Regions from separate parts of the Homo sapiens genome. Here region 1 is linked to region 2. A link is a contact called in ENCODE Hi-C or POLR2A ChIA-PET data. All regions are on one chromosome and are shown on one strand. The core of a region is the stretch at or near the end of the contact, and the rest is flanking DNA. Distances in the headings are between cores, read along the strand shown. Region 1 has its middle 210 kb from the start of CHIC2. Region 2 has its middle 52 kb from the start of LNX1-AS2.

Region 1 (2,700 bases), core at 33-2,532, 210 kb after region 2:
AAGCTGTTTTTTTCAAAAAAGTGTGAGTATGCCAGTGAGTATGAGTATGTGCACTGTGCCCATTTATGTGGTCACATTCCAAAATCAGATGTATGATTTAGGTTATTTATCACTTTGCAGTACTTACTCCTCATTTTCACCTTGTTTGCACTGATAATTTAGATTGAGTTAGATATCTGGAGAGAATATCTGTAAGAAAATAGAACAAAATTAGTGTTATAGCAGAAGGTGAAAGCAACGCCATCGCAGCACACCAGCCATGAGGATCCATAAGTTCTGCAGCTGTCCTGCTGAAACTGCCACCACCACCAAACTGCCCACTGTGTGAATTTGGTCTGGTTTCCTGACATGTATTTACCTCCTCTTCCTGCACCCCCAATCCCTGCAAAAATAGGACCGATTAAGATCAAGATATATTTTGGCTTGTTCAATAACTTCTATTTATCTTGAAATAAAGTTCAGCCTTTCTAAATGTTCCGCAAATCTCTGCAAGATCTGACCCCTGCCTTCACTCTTTTCCTGCTTCATGTGTTAGAATCTAGGCGTTTGTTATTTTCTCCCAGTTCCTACAATACACCATGCTTTCTGCAATTCCCTCTGCTTGAAGGTCTGTAGCTCATTCCCTTCCCTCACCAAATTCTCCCTGGCCCCCACCACAGCCTTGTGCCTAGCTGATTGCCCCTCATCTTTTATGTCATTGTCTAGACATCATTTCTTCCAAGAAGCCTTTCCTGACCCTTCCACAGAACTGGGTTGGCTGACCCTTCCCTGGCCTCCCTTAGCAACTACACTACCCATTTCATTGCATTCCCAGCCCTCCACTATAACTGAGTCTGCTTATTGACCTGTATTCGCCACGGGACTATAAACTCCACAGGGGCAGAAACTCACTCTGCATTATTTGCCATTATACCCCCAGGGCCTAGCCCAGAACCTCTAACGCAGCAGCTGTACAATAAACACATGTTGAATGAATGAATCAGTCAGTAAGTGGATCAATCTTACCCTTGTTGCAACATATAATAGTATGATTCTATCATCAGAGTCCCAAACCTCAGATTCTCATTTCCCAATTTTTTAGATGAATGGTATAATACAGTCCAACTACACAGTCTTTCTGAAGTTATCTTCCTCAAACACATAGGTGTGTGTAGCTGGGAGGGCTCCCTGTAATTGACAAAAACAAAGTATAGCCTCATGTTTCCTGCCTGCCTGTGTTGAGTCAACCAGCTAGGGCTATGCTTTACTTTACCATAGATTTTATATCTAAATCATACTTCATCAGACGTTATATCTAAATCATCAGATTCAAAACAATTTAACTGGACCTACACTCAGTCTTGCCAGAAAATCTGCTTCCCGTTTTCATGACAAGTCATGCATGCTCTGGGGCTTTCAGAATCTTGCTTCTATTTTTTTAGTCTCATTGCATAATAAAACACAGATACACATAGTCACACACAAGCTCAACGACACAAATACACATAGTCACACACAAGCTCAACGAGACCCATGTTTTTCACTGTTCTTTTACAAACTGAAATGCAATCTTATCCAGCTGCCAAATGCATATTCTAATAAGATGACAAGAAATTATTTCCCTAATTCAATAATGAATCAGTCTGTGTCAGACAGGACTGTTCACCACAACTCCCTTCCTGGTTGGAAAGCAAAGCTTGTAAGCTGGATGGTTTCAGAGAAACAAATTGCTCCTGGCTGCAAAATGCGATGACTGTGTAGTTGACCAAGAAAAACACAAAAACACCCCTAGGAGATGAATTACTTGAAATTAGGAAGGCTGCATTCCTAGAGCCAGATAGCAGAACTATTTCGCCCCCATAAGACATGATGCTGGAGTTAGTCAGGCATTTCCAGGATTCATGCTTTGTGGGGAAACATGTTGACCCCATTGCAGAAAAGTGTTCTGAGAGGGACACGTTGTAAGCATAACCACTGCATACTGAAGGTTTTGAATAGTATTAAGGGAAGGCTTTCTCCAAAAACTCTGCCACCACTTCAATGACTGGAATTATGGAAAGTTTTATGGCAGTGGGAGATGGCTCAGGAATAGGATTGTAAAAGGACTCTCCACCCAAAACTGTAGATTGGCCACTGACCATATGCTTTACCCTTTCAGTTCTCTGGGTTGTCCAAAACCCAGGAAGATAATCTTCCTTTGTTACTGTACTGCAGGTTGCTCAGCTCTCAAAGCTCATTCTTCGCTCTTTGTATTACTATAGGTACGTACCATCAGTTAGAAGGTGTCAAAGAATGTAGGGAATGACTTGTAGGGAGGGCTGGCATATGAATTAGAGTAATAGTAGATGCTAAAACAGGTAAACTCCAAAGTCCCTGTGGCTTAACACAGTGAAAAATGTTAGAGGCTAACCAGCTGGAGATGGGAGCATAGCAGGAGGCCATATCCAGAGACCCAGACTGATGGGGGCTCTGCCTTCAATATATGGCTTCCAAAGTCACCCTGGGCATGGACATCCAGTCAGCCTATGGATGAACATGGAACATGGAAGACTGTATGTGAGCTTTCTATGGACCTGGACTGGAAGTGGTGTAACCCACTTTTACCCACAAAACTCAAGCACTTGGCTCCACACAGCTGCAAGGAAAGCTAGGCAAGTGGTCTGGCTTTGGGTCCAGGAGGTAGAGGAAACAGGTTTTTGGTGAACATATACCATTCTTGGC
Region 2 (2,837 bases), core at 189-2,688:
GCAGCTGGGACCACAGACGCATGCCACCATGCCAGCTAATTTTTAAGTTTTTTGTAGAGACAGGGTCTCCCTCTGTTGCCCAGGCTGATCTCAAACTCCCGGGCTCAAGTGATCCTCCCACCTTGGCCTTCCAAAGTGCTGGGATTACAGGGCTGAGACACCATCCCGGTCAAGAAACCTTGGTCTTTATGATCTAATCAGGTGTCAAGCAGAGTGGACAGAGGGTGGCTGATGTAGTCTGAGAAAGGGGTTCTTTGTTCATTAATCCAAGAAGGCTGTGATATAGACACAGAGATAGGGTAACAAAATTCAGGGGACTGAAGAACTAGCTGCCCAAGACCTCTCGCCCTCTCTCTTCCCTTTCTCCTCATTTTCCTTCTCCCTCCTGTTGAGAGCTTTGGAGTGTAACAGACCTGTTTTCAAACCCAGGTCCTGCTGCCTGGTAACCTTGGGCAGCTTGCTAAAGCTCTTTGAACCTCAGTTTCTTCACCTGAAACATGGAAATAACAATAGGACTTTTCAGAATTATGAAAATTAAACAAGAGAAGTCAAACCATGTAAAAAGTTTGTTGGGGCCTAGCACATGGGAAGAATTCAGTAAGTGACAGTGATTATTATTATTTCATGAATGGAGCATGACCTGACACAAAGCACCTTGCCAGCTGTGTTCTCTAGCCACTCAGCCACAGTTGGTGTACATTTTTATTAGTCTACAAAATTATTTACTCTAAAAGTCTTATTAATAATAATCCCTGCTCCTCAAAAGCAAAACCCCGTGGGTAGACTGCACTTACTATGTTTTGTACTTCATTCTAGTGATAAAAAAAAGTAAATGGAGGTCAGGAACGGTGGCTCATGTCTGTAATCCATCCTAGCACTTTGGGATGGGGAGGTGAGTGAATCACTTGAGGCCAGGAGTTTGAGACCAGCCTGGCCAGCATGATGAAACTCTGTCTCTACTAAAAATACAAAAATTAGATGGTTATGGTGGCATGCTCCTGTAGCCCTAGCTACTTGGGAGGCTGAGGCACGAAAATCGCTTGAACCCAGGAGGTGGAGGGTTGCAGTGAGCCGAGATCACGCCACTGCACTCCAGCCTGGGCAACAGAGTGAGAGTCTATCTCAAAACAAAACGAACAAACAAAAACAAAACAAACAAAACCCCAAAACAAGAAATAAATGTAAAGTGACTTAAGCTAGACTGATGTATTATATATTGAAGTATTTATGTACCTGTGTTGACATATGCTATATGTTAGTTTGCAGTCCATGATAAGAAATTTACACAATGAAGTTTATCAGAAAACACACCACTAGCTGGGACTCTCATAGCAAATACCTGGGAACTCATAGGCTGTCCTATTCCAGGAGGGAGCGGGATTCCATGTCAGGTGACTTGGATAGTGTCCCAGGTTGGGTAGGTTACCCCAGCACCAGCAGGGCCTCCTTGCCAGATGGCCAGGCAGAGACTGGGAGGTTCCTGCTGGAGGGAGCTCAGAGTATATCTGGAAGGTCGTTATTACCAACCCAGAGAACCAGTTTGGTGAGGTTGGCTCAAAGGGCATATTTAGTCAGAGTAAGGGAGAGATGTGGTAACAGGGAGGAGGAAGTCTGGGTAAGGATTACAAGTAGCACAGTCAAAATGCGCTTCTCAGTTTTCAACAGAGTGAGGGAGAAGTAGTACCTTAGCCCCAGCCCTGAGACCTAACTCCTCAATTCTTGCCAACAGCAGGAGAGTGAGCCCAGGAAATCTCCAGACAGCCAAAAGATGATCCAGGTGATAAGGGCACAGCCAGGCAGTGTCCACGCCAAAAAAGAACAGAAAGTTTGGCTTAACTCTATTTTTGCCTGTGTTTTTCTCCTGGGGCAGGAGTGTAACCTAAAAACACTCCGGGATACACGGTGGCCCTTACACAAATTAAGAATCCAGAGGAAGGGCTCCTTTGGCAAGGGAACTCTCGGGAGGCTGGAGCCATGACAGAGCTCCCCAGGAACATTCTAGAAGACAGGCTAGATTTCCTGGCCTTTGGTCACCAGCCTGGAGTTTGGCAGAGCCCTCTTGTGCAGAGGGTGAATGAAGATATTTGGTCATTGCCTTCCCTGCTGTGGGCTGTTCTCAGCATTAAGTTGTCAGTGTGCACTACCATTGGGGTTACCCAATGGGGTCTATTCCAGAAAAGGGAAGGTGGATTTGCCTACTCAAGCCCAAAGAGCAAGGGCCACTGAAATTGCCTTCTGAGTAATAGGATTGGCAGACATTGAGGCACGTTGCAAAGAACTGTTAATTATAATCTTTACTTTCTCTCTAACCAGCTCAGAAAAGAGCTTTATGGGAGGAATATAGTTTGAATGAGAGGCATTCTGTTCATTCTCCCAAATACTCTGTGGATTGAGATCAGCAGGAACAAGGGGTCTACACTGCATTATCTTGGCCTCTCACATGACCACCTTCCCTGAGTTTAGTTTAGGTGAAGTATGCCACTAGAAAAAAATATCAGGCATGTTGGCATCTGTAGAACCTGTGTCTCAATAAAGATGTTTTGAATGAATATCTGAAACCGTATGAAATACCAGACTCCTGGGCATGCATTGGTGAGGATATTGATTACTATTTCATACTGATTACTATTTCACTCAGAGTTTTCTTATAAAGCTGATATACTCAATTTCTACTCCAAGTCAGATGAGGAAAGCTTGGTACTTATAAAGGAATTGCTTTATTTATTCCTTTCTGAAAAATGAGAATGATGTAATTGGGGATATTTCCCTTTTGCTTTGGTTGCCAGGAAGCTCAGTTGAATCTGATGCCCAACTATACCAGTCATGAAGGCTCTTAT

What was found. Hi-C counts contacts between places; a loop is a spot of excess contacts on that map. ChIA-PET counts read pairs that join two places held with the same protein, here RNA polymerase II (POLR2A).
Region 1: a loop to region 2 is called in a map of posterior cingulate gyrus, with 6 times the contacts of the local background. The contact joins two enhancer-like sites. A Hi-C loop is called at or near these places in 1 of 168 maps with a recorded cell type or tissue (posterior cingulate gyrus). POLR2A ChIA-PET finds 5 or more read pairs at or near these places in 1 of 52 experiments (activated CD8-positive, alpha-beta memory T cell).

What each region holds. Positions count from the first base shown.
Region 1 is chr4:53,854,294-53,856,993 of GRCh38, forward strand. No RefSeq gene overlaps it. Among named protein-coding and RNA genes, the nearest start is that of CHIC2, 210 kb to the right of the region's middle. Within about 2 kb of position 1,283, at least 10 of the 41 ENCODE cell types and tissues checked have a DNase peak (open chromatin) inside an H3K27ac peak, as active enhancers do.
Region 2 is chr4:53,643,278-53,646,114 of GRCh38, forward strand. It overlaps a transcript of LNX1 not described here. Among named protein-coding and RNA genes, the nearest start is that of LNX1-AS2, 52 kb to the left of the region's middle. Within about 2 kb of position 1,439, at least 9 of the 41 ENCODE cell types and tissues checked have a DNase peak (open chromatin) inside an H3K27ac peak, as active enhancers do.